2 separate regions of the Homo sapiens genome follow, and region 2 is linked to region 1. Evidence: chromatin loops called from intact Hi-C (ENCODE). Cell type or tissue: OCI-LY7. All regions are shown on one strand. Links, peaks and the distances in the headings refer to the core of each region. The heading gives the core; the rest is flanking DNA.

Evidence for each region. Peaks named below come from ENCODE experiments on the same cell type or tissue, not always from the same donor. Only the 100,000 strongest peaks of a DNase experiment are listed, where the experiment ranks them.
Region 2: a loop joins it to region 1, with 4 times the contacts of the local background. A loop is called at or near these places in 7 of 110 quality-filtered maps.

What each region holds. Positions count from the first base shown.
Region 1 is chr4:145,497,236-145,505,111 of GRCh38, reverse strand. The region is part of intron 1 of SMAD1 (SMAD family member 1); the gene reads right to left. SMAD1-AS2 (SMAD1 antisense RNA 2) reads left to right here and starts at 2,132. Exons shown (of 2, transcript NR_108077.1): 1 at 2,132-2,236; 2 at 7,046-7,876. In OCI-LY7, for the core only: a CTCF peak has its summit at 3,934; DNase peaks (open chromatin) are centred at 3,071, 3,571, 3,991, 4,481 and 1 weaker place; H3K4me3 peaks cover 3,875 bases; H3K27ac peaks cover 4,000 bases.
Region 2 is chr4:145,548,351-145,556,226 of GRCh38, reverse strand. SMAD1 (SMAD family member 1) reads right to left here. Exons shown (of 7, transcript NM_005900.3): 6 at 2,187-2,443. Among named protein-coding and RNA genes, the nearest start is that of SMAD1-AS1, 35 kb to the right of the region's middle. In OCI-LY7, for the core only: no CTCF peak of the experiment used is centred there; a DNase peak (open chromatin) is centred at 3,656; H3K4me3 peaks cover 1,247 bases; H3K27ac peaks cover 2,321 bases.

The DNA.
Region 1 (7,876 bases), core at 1,557-5,556:
ATAGTCCAAACAAAGATGGAATTGTCCAAATAGATCATGATTTCAAAGGATAATAAAGACACCTGAAAAATTCCTGACACTTATAGAAACCACAGACTCACAGAAGATTATACACTAAAGACGTAGGGTTAAAAATGCATAAAAACACAAAGGTTGGAAAAACCATATTATTTCAGCAATTTAAGGCCAATAAATATTTTAAAACAATAAAGAGCAATCCATCATTGCTTGCATCTTTCAAGCCATCTTGTAAGCAAAGAATTGCAATGAGATTTATTGGTAAAATATGAAAAATTCACAAAATGGAAAGGGGATCATAATCATTTGCCCTAAATAAAATCAGGCTGAATTAATCAGAAGTCCAGAAGAACTGGGAACTTACAAACTTTTGATAAAGCTGAAATAACTATTACTTAAATGTGGAACAGCAGACAACCCACATGAGACAATGGCCCAGCAAGAGGGCTGAGGCAGAAACTGCCATCCGCTCACATTTCCAAACAGAGAAATAGTACCCCTAAAAAACAGTACCCCTAAAAATGAAGACAGGTGGAGACAGAACTCTAGAACAAGTAGAACACAACGATAAGTAGCAGACAGTAGGAATTGTAAATGGTTCCTAACAAAAAGCATGAAAGATTATTGTACAGCTCCTTAAGGAAAATGATAAATATCTACCCTTAAGGTTAAGGCAGACAGGCAAAAGACAAGTTAAAATTTGCTATACAAGTCCAATGCCATTACAATGAATATAAAAACAGAAATGGATCTAGTTATTTCAGTTCCAGAAAATACCCTAAAGTAGCAATGTTCTTTGATCTGGTTCAACAAATAATGTTCAAATGCTTCTTTAACCCAGTTACTCCAGTTAGGAGCTAACCAGGTTTTCAGATACAGTAAAGTCCTTACGGGTTCTTGGAAACTGTGGCTCTAAGTGAAACGATGTAAAACAAAATTAATTTTAGCATCAGCTAATTTATATAAACAAGAGTTAAGTTCCTTCAGGACATTTCTGGTCACAAAAACATTACCAAACTTCTGAGACCCAAAACACTTCTAAAATTAACACTGAAATAAATGTGAGCCATATATACATTTAAGAAAGATGAACAGAAACAAGATAATTATTTACCCAATTATTCCAATTCAGGGTCGCAGTGGCCCGAGCCGATCCCAGCAGCTTAGGGCACAAGGTGGGAACCACCCCTGGACAGGACACCATTTCATGGCAGGGCGCACTCACACACACACCTACATGCACTGCAATGGGGACAATGTAGACATACTAATTCACCTAACGTGCACACCTTTGGGATATGGGAGGAAACTAGAGTAGCCAGAGAAAACCCAAGCAGACATGGGGAGAATGTGCAAACTCCACACAGACAGTGGCCTAGGCTGGGAATGTTTTTTCTCATCAACGTTATAAGGAAATGGCATTGAATGAAATGAGGTTGTCTGAGGACCTGCTGTATTTGTATTGGAGGAGGAAACAGGTGAAGTGCCTGCATTCCTTTTTCCTGTTTTAAAACAGCAGTTAGCCCTCAACTTTCAACATTTGTCTCAATCTCAAATGAGTCAAATTTAGCTAAATAAAACTCACCACTAAGCAAAATAAGGGAGGAAAAAACCTCTAGAACAGAAAGAAAAATGAAAATGGATAAAACCTTGCTCTTTACTGATGCTAACGTACTTCATAAAGTACAGCGCTTAACTTCATTGCTAAAAAGGCTATAATGAACTCTATTTCGCTTTAGTCCTTAGGGGAAAAATGTATTTAAACCAAATTCCTACACAAGAAAGCCATACGGAGACCCACAGAGAACACAGAACTCTGCTGCTCTCAGTTCACAGCAGCAGGAGAGTCCTACCATCACAAACACCACAAGTAAAGTTCCATCTTACTGAGCCTCTTACTATTCAGCCTTGATCTGGCTACTTCCAAACATGGGACTGATGATGCAGAATAGCTAGTTTGACATTTTTCCCACTGAAAATTTATTTTTGCCGGAGACTGATTTTCTAAATCTGGAGAAATTGGGGGTTGGAGATAGGAGAGAGGTTCAGTTCGTGAAATTCTATTTATAGTGATGCAATAATGCAGGTACTATTGCCTTTAAAGCGCAGACACTGTGCGTTTAAAGCGCAGACACTGACAGCAAGTCTTCCAGTCTCTCCAGTATAACTTAAGTGACATGCCAGCAAGAGATGCAATTTGGTCCCTCAACAGTGTTAAGTGAGTAGAAATCTTAGGAATCAAAAAGAAAAGGAATACCATGTAGACTGAATTCCAGCTTACTACTTACCACTTGTAAGTTCACTGAAGCTGTGAAATTTCAGCCAAACAATTTCAAAAGTAGCATCTCCTTGATGAAAAGGAAGCAAGGAACTTATGGATGTCAGAATGACAAGAGTCTCTAAGGATATAACTGTAGTTTATTTATTTTAGGTGTGCCAAGTGTGCTATTAACGTATCTTCATTATATCAGAAAATTCTTTAAAAAGAGTTCTTTCTGGTTCTGTTCTGCATACACAAATCCTTCCATCCTGACAAATCTAGGCTGCTAATAGAGTACCTGGTTAATTTTTCTTAATCACAGAGATTCCCTATAAAATAGCAGCTGTCACATCTGTTTTGTCTGATTAGATGATTACTTGAATAGTTAAGGCAATTGAAAGTTTTCTTATTGTCCCCAACTTCAACAAACAAAGTTGGCTTTTCTATATCTTCTTGCCATTTCCTCTAAAAGTTGTACAACATTCCTTAATCCCATTGAACCCCCATTCCCAAATTCATGCTTGTAATGGCATACTGTCCTTCAGGACACGGTAGCCTTTCAAGATGTCCAGCTCCCCATAAGCTCATCCTGATAAAGGCCATTCACATTCATGTCAACTCAAACACTGTAAAGACTCCTGGCCTACAAATGCTCACTCCTCAAACACAGGAAAGATTGAAGACCACAGACATTTTAAGATTTAATTTTATTGACTATCCCAGGAGAAAGTCTATGGTAGTTGTCTCAGAAAAAACTATTCTCTTTGAGTCAGTTATCCTAAAATAGCAATTTTAGACTACAAAGAATGCTAAATGTGGTAGATTTCCGTAAGTGGCTAGTTATGAATGATTCGTCAGTAGCTAATAAACGAAATTGTTTGAGTTACCAACTTATACAAGCATTATACTGGTTGTTTTTACAAACATTATTACATTGACTCCTCACACCAATGCTTCAAGGTAGAAATCATTATCTCAATTTTAGTAATAAACTTGAGGCTCAGAGGTTAAAGTAACTTTCTCCAGACCATATTCTGGTAAGTAGTATATCTATATTTTAAACCAGTACTGACTAATACTGAAGTCCCTCAGTCAAGTTTAAAAAAAAAAAAGGTAATCCAAATATCAAATTCACAGATGAAAATGGAATCAACTACAGGAGGAAAAAACTATCCCTTTAAAAAAAAAAAAAGAAACAAAAATCCTGCTGTATTTCATGTTTTGGAACATATTTCTCTCGCTCCACTGATCTCACAGGTGCTGTTTATGACAACAAACATGCACATCTGTAGGGGTGAACTGACAGACACAAAGCAGGACGGCCTGAACTCTCTTCCTATATTTAGATCCTTCAGCTCAGCTCTTAATTGCATAATTTAATCAGGACCCTCTAGAAGGGAAACACATCCATATTCATCACAGGCATCAAAGGAAACATCTTTACAAGTTATATCCTTTTACAAACCAACATATGGTCTCACGCCACTTTCCCAATTGTTGAACTCCTCCTCTGGGAAGAGCATGGAATTTTATTTCTTTTTATCACTTGAAAAAATCACTTCCCTCCTAATTCAGTAAAACTGGGTGGAGGCCACTTCCTCCACAGGTGAGAGAAATAAAACTTGTTGATCTGTCATTGTCAGGAATTTTAAAGTTAACCATTTATTTTACATATTTTGAAAATGGAAACAAAAGGCAGACAAAACCCAGAATGAGAAATTGGGGCACATTCTCCATGCTTTCAAATAAAACCTCTACCTACTTTTTTGTCATTTTAAGATGGTTTCTAAATTAGAAAACAAGTGTCCTTAACTTGAATAGGTTTGAACTGCAGCTGTCCACTTAGTAGCTGTACTTTGAAGAAAACAACTCTGAGCCTCAATTTGCTTTTCCACAAAATTGTGATACCATCACCCAATCCACTGGGTTAGGCAGATTAAATATAAACATGAAAGGCTTACTTCAAAATTATAACATGCTGAAAAACAAAGTGATTAACAAAGCAGGTTCACAAATAAGGCTAATTTTAATATTTTGCATATCCAAAAAAATGAGGTTTACAGTCTAGTTTTTGTCTGTTTAATGAAGTTCTAACTTCATACAAAAAGAGAAAAACTAGTAACCACTACAGTTATTCAATTCACTCAACAAACAGCTATCACATGCCAGGCACTATTCTAAGCACTAGAAACGCAGCACTGAAAGAGACACAAAAAGTTTTTCAAAGTCTGTTTCTGTGCCTTGGTGGGGCCTACATTCTGGTGGTCAGGGAAAGCCTCGTCGTGAATGTGGTATCTGAACAGCCCCCTGAAAGGAATTATCTGGGGAAGGGCATTCCAAGCAGAGAGAAGGGCAATTGCAAAAGCCATTTGAGCCATTTGGCAAGAATGATCCTGAGATGTTCAAGGAATGGCAAGGAGTCCTCACTGAGGCTGGAATGGAGTGAGGGGAGAGAAATGAGAGATGAGGCCAGAGAGGTCACAGGGGAAGGTATGTGCGGGACCCACAGAGACTTCAGAGCTTTTGACCCAAATTGAGATGGAAACACTGGGAGATCTGAGCAGAGGAGAGCCATCATCCAACTTAGAGTTTAATAGAATTACTGTGGCTTGCTGGGTTGAGAACATACTGAAGGACGCAGGGATCGAAGTAGGGAGTGGTGGGTAGGGAGACCAGTTAGGAAGCTATGGCAATTGTTAAGGTACAAGATGATAAAGATTTCAACCAGCGTGGCAGAAGTCGTCAGATTCTGGATATATTCTCAAAGTACAGACATGAACAAATAATACTTTACTGCTTATATAAAGAAAATAATTAACTGTAAGGTTGGAGAATTGTTTAATTTTTAGAAGTATGAAAACCCGTATTATGGGAACTGTAAGACTGAGCGAGATTTTTTTCTTCTTTTTTTATGGAATCTTTCTACCCAGAGATTGAATATCTGAGGTAGGACCAAAGACAAGGCCACTGGAGGAGAAGTAGTCCAAGAATTATGGACTAAATGTCCATAATTCCTGTACAGGAATACAGGTTGAGTATCCCTTATCTGAAATGCTTGGGACCAGATGGTGTTTCAGATTCCAGGTATTTTTGGATGTTGGAATATTCTGAATATATAAAATGAGATATCTTGGGGATGGGACCCAAGTCTAAACATAAAATTAATGTATGTTTCATCTACACCTTATGCACATAGGCTGAAATTTTTCTTTTTTTCTTGAGACATGGTCTTGCTCTGTTGCCCACGCTGGAGTGCAGTGGCATGGCTCACTGCAGCCTAGACCTCCCAGGTTCAAGTGATCCTCCTACCTCAGCCTCCTGAATAGCTGGGACTACGGGCAAGTGCCATCTCGCCTGGCTAATTTTTGGATTTTTATTAGTGACAGGGTTTTGCCACATTGCCCAAGCTGGTCTCAAACTTCTGGGCTAAGTGATCCACCGCTTCAGCCTCCCAAAGGGTTGGGATTACTGGCATGAACCACCATGCCTGGCCAATCTTATAAAATAATTTTAATAATTTTGTGCACAAAAAAGTTTTGACTGTGACCTGTCAGATAAAGTTAGGTGCAGAATTTTCCACTTGTGGTGCCATATCAGTCCTCAAAAAGTTTTGGATCTTGGAGCATTTTGAATTTTCAGATTAGGGTCGCTCAACCTATAGTATAAAGGGAATAACAACCAGGAGTTAAATCTTGTAGGAATTAGAGTGAACGATATGGGCAATGGGGCAGAAAATGACTAACAAGGAAGAGTAATGAGTGGTATAATTTTACATGATAGTCGAAGTTGGGTGTTTTTTATAGAGGATGGTAGAAGAATGGTCTGAAGGTGGCAATAAGAGGTAAAAGGTTTATGGGAAAAACCAGCCACGGCTTGAGAGAGCCACAGGGGAAACAGCTCCCTCAGATGAACACACACAAAGATCTATGTTCAAGTATATTCGTGTTCTAAATAACCCAGGTGCCTAACAATAATGGAATGATTAAATAAATTATGATACATTCGACTATGATGTAACTGTTAATAAAATAAGAAAAAACAGATGGACTTTCATGTACAATACTACCATGAAAAGAAAACCATACCACAACTGTTCAGTAAGAAGTGGTAAAAAGTATCTATAGTATGGTCTCTTTCTAAAAACACAAATAGAAACAAAAACTGTCTATGTATATACATGTGCATTTTTAAAGGCCTAGAAAAAAATAAATGAAACTGAACAAGTAGTTACCTTTAGGAGTGAGCTGGGTACAAGGGAGTGCAGGAGAGCCAACTACTTTTAGTTTTAACCAATTGCTGTTTTCAAATTTAAAACCACAATAACAAAAATAAATAAAAACTGACAGTAGGTAAGAGAGTTATTTCTACATGGCTCTAGAAGACAGCATTATGACCAACAGGTGGCAAGATATATCTTTGTATAAAGGAAAAAAAATAATTGAAAGTGTATCTGCATAGGATTTTCAGAGAAATGTATTCTGGTAAAATACATGACCCTATTCTGGGTTAATATGATATGGATAGGAATGGAATGTACTCTTTTATTAAGGATTCAGGCACATAATCAAAAAATTCCATTTCAAAAAATGGCATATTATAGCAAAAAAGTAAGTTTCCCTCCCATTTTAGACCCTTACTCCCCTTTTTATTAACTGTTCAAATATCCATCAAATTTTTCAATGCATGAATTTCTTATTAAAATAAAAATGTTCTATGTTATTCAAATATCTTCACAAGCAATTTGGTCCTGTCCTTTTTCCATTACAGAAATCTGTTATTTGAAAGAATAACTTCTAAAAATCAAAGTTTATCTAACCACTGAAACAAACATTGACATCGGCCAGATTCCACTCTCATATGACAATCAATGACAGACTTTTTCAATCTGCCAAAAACTGGACTGGAATTGCAAACATTCATTTGGCCACCTTGGAGGAGAAACTGAACAAATAGCAGCAACCCCCTCTTCCAGAATGTGAGAGCTCCCTCCACCTAAGAGCTAAAAGAAGCAAATGCAAAGTTTTTCACTGGTTTTAGAGAAATAATGCTTTAGATATAAGCAAGCATCACCTATAGAATTAGGTGAGCCCTGTGCCCATGAATCTAGTCCTTTCTACCTCTGATCACTTGTTCAGTACAGTCTTATCTGCTAACTTCCCTAAAGTAATTTATTTACCAATTACAATGGAAAAACCCAAGACAATATTCTCAGAAGACTTCAGAACCCAAGTTCTCCTCCTTTACACGCTCAGCTACTAAGAAGGCTTTCGTTTCCATTAATCCAGTATTTAACTGAACAAATTTTTAAGCCCTTATCACCAACATAAAGGTGCAGTAGAAAGAAAATGAGTATAACACAGTTCCCATTACCATCAAGCTTATGGTTATGAAGTGTGTATGGGAGAGATGGGAGAACCATATCATATGGTACACTATGATAAGAGTCACAGGACCGCCTGTTCAGGCTCTTCATCTAAGGAGAAACATACGTGCAGACAGAGCGACCTACAGTCTGTGCTACAACGACATCTTCCACGCATCCTGAGCTCGGTGTTACTTACCCTACAGTGGAAATCCAAATAGTCCAAATATCAACCA
Region 2 (7,876 bases), core at 1,472-5,471, 51 kb before region 1:
CTATAAATATGTGTTCAGCTGAGCTGACTTGGAATTTTCAGACATAGAATTTAAAGTACAAATAATTTATAAAATGTGTTTTATGTTAATATCCAAAAATGATCATTTTAAAAACAGCACAAGATTGGCTATTGTTAGTAAAATGTTCTAATTTCTTTAAAATGTTGAATGGGAGAGGACAAAGTATGCAGTCCTTATAATAAAGAACAGTTTTGTAAAAACAGTGTGCAAATTTTTTGTTGCTAACATATGATAAACAACTTTTCTTTAACATTCAGCAGGATTTTTAAATAATATTTACCTTCAGCTCTCCAAATCCAACTTCCAGGCTAAGTTCATTATATCTTGTATAACTCTCCATTCTAGTGCTTATCAGATTATAATTAAAGATATACTAGGGCATAAGGATCTTGATGATAAGAGACTTTAGGTGCTTTTTCATCTTTGTATTACTTCTCTGAAATAGTGCTAAAATATCTGCTGAATGAATGAAATCTAATAAATTTTGAATGCATAACTTTGCATTATAAATACCTTTTATTAGTGTAAAGGTTGTTTTTACTTGTGTAAAAGTAAATTATTAAAACTCTACAAAAGTAAAATAATTAAAATTGATTGGGTAAACAATAAGAAATGAGTTTGAGCAGAAAGCTAATTGGAACATTAAAGTAATAAATTCTCTTAGAGTGGTCCTTCAATAACAGACTCACTGAGGGACCTCAGTAATAATTACCACAGTTCTCAACTCCATCCACCCCCATTTCAAAGACGATAAACCTGAGAACCAGAGAAGAAATCTGTGCCTTAATCACACAGTTAAAATGGCAGAAAAAACTGGAAACCGCATCTCGACTCTCAAGAGCTGTTCTTTCCTCCATACCAATTAAAACAATAAACAAAAACACTTCTGGCAGGTCACTGTTCTTATTTTAAAAATCATTTGAGCCAAATGCTAAGTCAAAAATTAAACAGCACATGTTAACAATGAATAAGATAGTTCTTTGTAGTCCCATATGTACATAACATATAGGTTAACCTCTTTAAAGGGTAAAAAAATTTTCTTAATACTAACAAGGTACCAGACTCAACTACAAATAACTGTTGAAGTATACTGCAAAAAGCAAACAAGCAAACAAACAAACAAACACACAAAAACAAACACTAAGGGAACACACTGAAAATCTAAGATGCTTTAAATAAGTAGGAAAAGTAACTATATTCAGGAAAAGATATCTTTGATCTAAGGGATGATTAACAAGTAAGGCTCCAAAATTATCCTCAGTAATAAATACATTACAAAACAGGTTTAACAACAAGTTTGGTGAGCTTCTGAAGAGAAGACATAAAAGATAATTGCCTCACTCAAACATATAATTAGTTCTGTTTCTCAAAGTACGAGAGAATGAAATTTATTTTTGAGAATTCAGAGACAGGTCAGTTACTAGAAAAGTCACTGACTCAGAAATCTAATCAGACATTTAAGGTTTTTAAGATTTCAATGGCATCTTAAAAATTTTTATTTCTCAGAGGCAGAACATGAGACAGCAAAAAGATCAATTATTATGAGCAATGTCTTTAACCTCTTCCCTCATCAAACCTTACAATGCAATCTTTGAGCTAAGGCATCTATTTATCTTGGGCAAGGGCCTTATTAACTTCTGAATTGTAAGAAAATCATGAAGCTTACTGAAACCACTAAAAAAAACCTGACCAAACACAATTTCCAATGTGATGAACTTTAATTTTTACAAAAAGATCACTTGCTTACTGTTGAAACAAAAACAAGCATTACCATCATAAAAGTACAAAAAACAAAGAATGAAAAGGAAGGAAGATATGCTTACTCAACTGATCTCGTAAAACAACCATGTATTTAAATTATATGTTAAATATATAACATAACATATTCTACTGGTAATACAATAGCTAAAGCGGTGCTATCTGAATAAGGAAAAGGCTAGTAAAACCTACTGCTATTGATATTTAATACAAGTACTCCTATGTTCCAATGATATTTTCCTAATAATTGAAATTTTTGTTAAAGTTTAAAAATGCCTAGATAATAAGTCAGCTAATATGATAATATGTTATCAAGAGGATATAGATTCATATATCGCCAAAAAAAAAAAAAAAAAGCACAGCAAAAGTATGTTAGGCCCTAAATGGAGGAGTCGGAGCTCACTTACCTTCACAAAGCTCATACGTATAGTACACATTTTTGTAAGCTCATAGACTGTCTCAAATCCATGGTTCACAGACTGTGCCAATAACTGAGCAAATTCTTGGTTGTTAAAAATTTTCAGACTACACCCACTAGGGATCTTGCAAACAGTAGTAGGATGAAATCCATGATGGTAGTTGCAGTTCCGACTTTGCACAAAGATGCTACTGTCACTAAGGCATTCGGCATACACCTCCCCTCCAACATAATAAAGATGAACTCCTATAGGAAGACAAAGCATACCATTTAGTTATTATTAATTTTTACAGCTCAAAGGCACCTGTGCAGCTTCAACACAGAAACTTAAATATACATGGATTTAAACTTTGGCTAGTTAGCTAGCTATTCTCTAGGTCCTGTACAACAGGAGTTCCCAACCCCCGGGGCCATGGACCAGTATCAGTCCGTGGCCTGTTAGAAACCAGGCCACATAGCAGGAGGTGAGTGAGCAAGCATTACAGCCTGAGCTCCACCTCCTGTTAGATCAGCGGCAGCATTAGATTCTCATAGAAGCATGAACCCTATGGTGAACTGTGCATGGGAGGGATCAAGGTTGCGTGCTCCTTATGAGAATCTAATGCCTGATGATCTGAAGTGGAACAGTTTCATCCTGAAACTATCCCTTTCCCATCCCCTGTGGAAAAATTGTCTTCCATGAAACTGGTCCCTGGTGCCAAAAAGACTGGGGATGGCTGATGTATGACTGATAAAAATCTTAGTTAACCGCATTACTTAATACAGTATCTAGGAGGTTTCTAGAAAATAACATAACAAAATGTTTTAAAAATAGTAATAGGCCAGGCACAGTTGTTCACGCCTGTAATCTCAGCACTTTGGGAAGCCATGGTGGACAGGTTGCTTGAGCTCAGTTCAAGACCAGCCTGGGCAGCACGGTGAAACCCCATCTCCACAAAAAAAAAAAAAAATACAAAAAATTAGCCAGGCATAGGGGTGCACACCTGTAGTCCCAGTTACACAGAGGCTGAGGTGGCAGGATTGCTTGAGGCAAGGAGGTTGAGGCTGCAGTGAGCTGTGATTGAGCCACTGCACTCCAGACTGGGTGACAGAGTGAGACCATCTCAAATAACAACAACAACAACAACAACAACAACATGTAGCAATTTCATTTTGGTAAGTGATTAATGTCCTATTTGGCCACACATTGAAAGTATATTTTCACTCTAAAAAGATAGCATAATAAAACCTGGATGCTATGTATTTACTATAAAGCGCTCTTGCATTTATTGTACAGCTAAGATGTTTGGAAAATTTTAGAAAGGGAAGAAAGGAGAAAGAGAAGAGAGGAACTGGAAAGCCACAGGTGGAAGAAGTATTGCCGAAAGCTGTAAGATATAAGATCCAGTAAAAAAACATGAAAATGAAACTAGAAAAGTCATACTGTGTGTGTAAAATTAGATCTCACTGAACTATCACCTGCTCCAAACTTCTTCCTGTGAGACCCAGAGTGCTTAAAGTGTAGGAAATTGGGCCTACCCTGCCTTTAAAAAAAGGAAAGTAGGGGTAAAAAAACCCATTCTCACAAAGCCCCACACCATTATGGAAGATGACTTTATACAGGTCACCCAGCAGCGTTAGATCCCATGTGGGTTTAAATGATCCACCTTGTAGGTAACTCTGGTATGGCTTAGTCAAGGCTATATTGTGTCTCACAGAAAACATTACAAGTTTTGTTTATATGTATACACAGCGGTTAGGATTTCTGTAATAATTAAATAGCTGCTAGAGCAGAAGGCCATTTTTTTGGCCTGATATAGAGAAAACAATTTAAGAGTGTGTGTGCTACTAATTTTTCCTGATGATAAAAATGACAAATTTTCATCCTGAAAAATCAGAAAGTAAATCAAAATATAAAGAAGCAGAAAATATTATCACTCTTTTAGTGACTCAGAGGCAATAATTATTAATAGTTTGATACACTGTATTCAGTTTTGGGTATCATTAAAATGTCTTTGCAAACATTTAAAATATCTCCATGATTGTATGAATGTTTTTTAAATGATTTTCCCATTAGTGGACCACTGGGATGACAGCAATGTTCTGCTTTTATAGTTAATGCCATGATAAATGTCTCTGGACAATTTTTGATAATATCCTTAGGAGAGATTCCTGGAAGTTAAATTACTGGATCGAAGGCTGCTGATTAACTCTGCCAAATGACTTTCCAGAATGCATCAATTTACACTGTCACCAGCAGTGTAGGAATGCTTTTCTCATTTCACCCATGCCAGTACTGAATTTGAGTGTAGAGCAAAAACAAAACGTCCCTAATTTATAGTTGACAAATAATTGTTTAATTTGCCTGTGAGGCTGGATATGCTCTCGTAGTTTATTAGCCATCTGCGTTTCTCTTGTGAATTCACTGTTCACATTTCTTACCTATTTATCTCACTGGGGTCCTATTTGTTTTATTTTTTAATGAACTGTTCATGTAAGAAGGATATACTTTCTTATTTGCTTCCCTGTTAGTCCTTTGTCTTTTAATTTTATTTGTGACATATTTTTAACCTACAGAAGTTTGCAATCTCTTAGTTAAACCTCTTATGGTCTTTTGTTGCTTTTTATGCTTAAAAAATTTCCACCTCTCTGATCAAGCATATTTTCTTCTAGCTTTTTAATTGTTTGACTCTTGAAAAACATTCAACTCATTAATCTGTTTGCATATATGGTATGAGGTCAGGGTTTCTCTTTCCCAGCCTCACCCAAACGCTAACTTGGTTATTGTAGAACCATTAGAAGACTCTACTGATTTGCTATGCTTCATTTAACATACATTATATTTTTATAACAGTATAGTCTGAGTTTAACTCATTCTGTTTTGTCTACACACTGGTTTACTTGTAGTTTTACAATGTTTTATTAACCCTAATGCCGATAATTTTTTCTTTACTTTTCCATTTACAAAGTTAGCTAGCCTCACTTGTTTATCCTTCCAGGTAATATTCAGAATATTCAGAATACATTTTCCAATTTTCAAAAAAATCACATTGTGATTCTGAAAAGAGTTGTTTTAAATTATAAATTAAATTAGATGGAATTAATATGCTTAAAATGTTCTCACAATATTAAGCCTTCCCTTTAAGGAACACAGACTGCCTATTTATTCAAATTTTCTTTCTCTCAGTAAAATTTGGTTTCTTCATGTAATTCTCACATATTGCAGGTTCAGATTATTTCCAAGAAACTGATGTTTTCTGTGGCTATTGGGAAGGGGATATTTCCCCTTTCATTATATTTCTAACTGGTTATTACCAGATTAAAGGAAACTGACTTACATAATTTTTAAAAGATAGATTCTTTGGAGGTTTCTAGATAAATAATCATATCATTTGAATAGGCACAATGCCCAACTATAATACTGGCATGGATGAAGGGAGAAAGGCACTCATATATTTCTGGTAGGAGTGCAAATTCATTTTATGTATGTCTGTATTTATTTATCTCTTTTGTTTTAATTAATTAATTAATTTATTTCAAGACAGAGTCTCTCTCTGTCACCCAGGCTGGAGAGCAGTGGCTTGATCTCAGCTCATTGCAACCTCCGCCTCTCAAATTCAAGTGATAACTTTGCCTCTGTCTCCCGAGTAGCTGGGATTACAGGCGTGTGCCACCACACCTGGCTAATTTCTAATTTTTAGTAGAGACCCGGGTTCCACCATGTTGCCCAGGCTGGTCTCGAACTCCTGACCTCAACTGATCCACCTGCCTTAGCCTCCCAAAGCACTGGAATTACTTTTTGGAAAGTAATTTGGTGAAATATATCAATGGATTTTGATATACTAATTTCACTTCAAGAATCTATCCCGAGAATACTGTCAATCAAACATATCATCTACACATAATGATCATCTTGCCTTATTTCCATTATCTATAATTGTATATTTGAGTACACTACTAAGGGCATCTGGAACAATTTTAAATAACAGCATTCCAAGATTCTTTATTTTCTTAATAATGTTTTAGGAGGAAATGTCCCATAGCACAATTTTTCTTTGCTACTTTGGGATAAGAGTCATCTTTAGAGTTTAACGAAAAGTATGTCTTTCCCTCCCAAATGTATGCAAAATTGTGTTTACATACAATTTCAGAGGTTTACAGACCACAGAAAGATATCTATGTATGTTATGAACCTAGGTTCTAGCATTTCATTATTAAATTTACAGTCAAGAGTTTTTTCCTTTAATTATATAAGAGAATATCTATCAATTCCTAATTTAAGAGTTGGAGTTTTCTTCCCCTCAGGATTAAATGTTACACTTTATCTTGAGTGCTTTTAAAGCATCTAATAAATAACCTTTTAATCTGGTCCACTGTTCTAAATTTCATAGTAGGTCACTGTTTCATACTTTTACTCTGGAAATAATTTCAAATTTGTAGAAAAGTTTGAAAGGGAACAAAGAAAAACAGAACAAAGAACACCCATATAACCATTATCCAGATGCATCTATTGTGACAATTTACTCCATTTGCTTGATCACTTGGGCTCTCCTTCCCCACTGCTGCTGCACACGCACCGTGCATGTGTGTGTCTGTCTGTATGTATGTATTGTAACACAGGTTTTGGATAGACAGATGGTGAGTAGACAGGTATCTTTATACACTAATTTCTTCCTGAACCACTTCCTTAAATACTTAAGTATTTCCTAAGAATAGGGATAGTCTCTTATATAGCCATAGTATAGTTGGCAATGCTAATACATTTAACATTGGTCTAATCTACCATTCATATTCCAGTTTTGCCTGCTGATCTCAATAATGTCCCTTACAGTATTAATATTTTTTCTCCTGTTCAGCACAGGATCATGTCCAGGGTCAGATATTGCATGCAGGTGTCATATCTCTTTAACTGCTTTTAATCTGGAACATTTCCATACCTTTGTCTTTTCACATTGATATTTTGAAAGAATTACTCCCCCTTCTTCACCCTTTTTAATAGAATGTTTCTTGCTTTGAGTCTGTCTGATATTTCCTCAGGATTAGATTCGGATTTGCATTCTCAGCTGGAATCCTGCGTAGGTGATGTTATGGCCTTCTCAGGGTATGACATCTGGAGGTATATGATACCCATCTGTCTCTCATTGGTGATGATAATTTTGATCTCCCAGTCAAAACAGGGCATCAATTATACAATTACAATTAAAATACAAATGATACGGTTTCTCCACTGTTTAGTTAATGCTTTTTATTCTCCCTTGTACTAACAGGCAGTTTGAGGGTAAACACTCTTAAGACCATGCAAATAAACTGATTCTCATAAACATTTTCTTTATATTTAGCATCCATTGATGATTCTTGCCTGATCCTTACTATGATGGTTGCAAAATGATATTCAAACTTTAGCACTGACTCTACATTTATCAACCAGCCTTCCCCATTCACTTATCTATCTATTTATTATGAGTATGGACTTATAAATTTGTATTGTTTTTCAATGGTGTAAAATTCAATACCGTACTGAGGCCAGGCACAGTGGCTCACACACCTGTAATTCCAGAATTTTGGGAGGCCAAGGCAGGCTGATCGTTTGAGGTTAGTTCGAGACCAGCCTAGCCAACAAGGTAAAACTCAGACTGTACTAAATATACAAAAATTAGCCGAGTGTGGTGGTGCACACCTGTAACCTCCCAGCTACTGAGG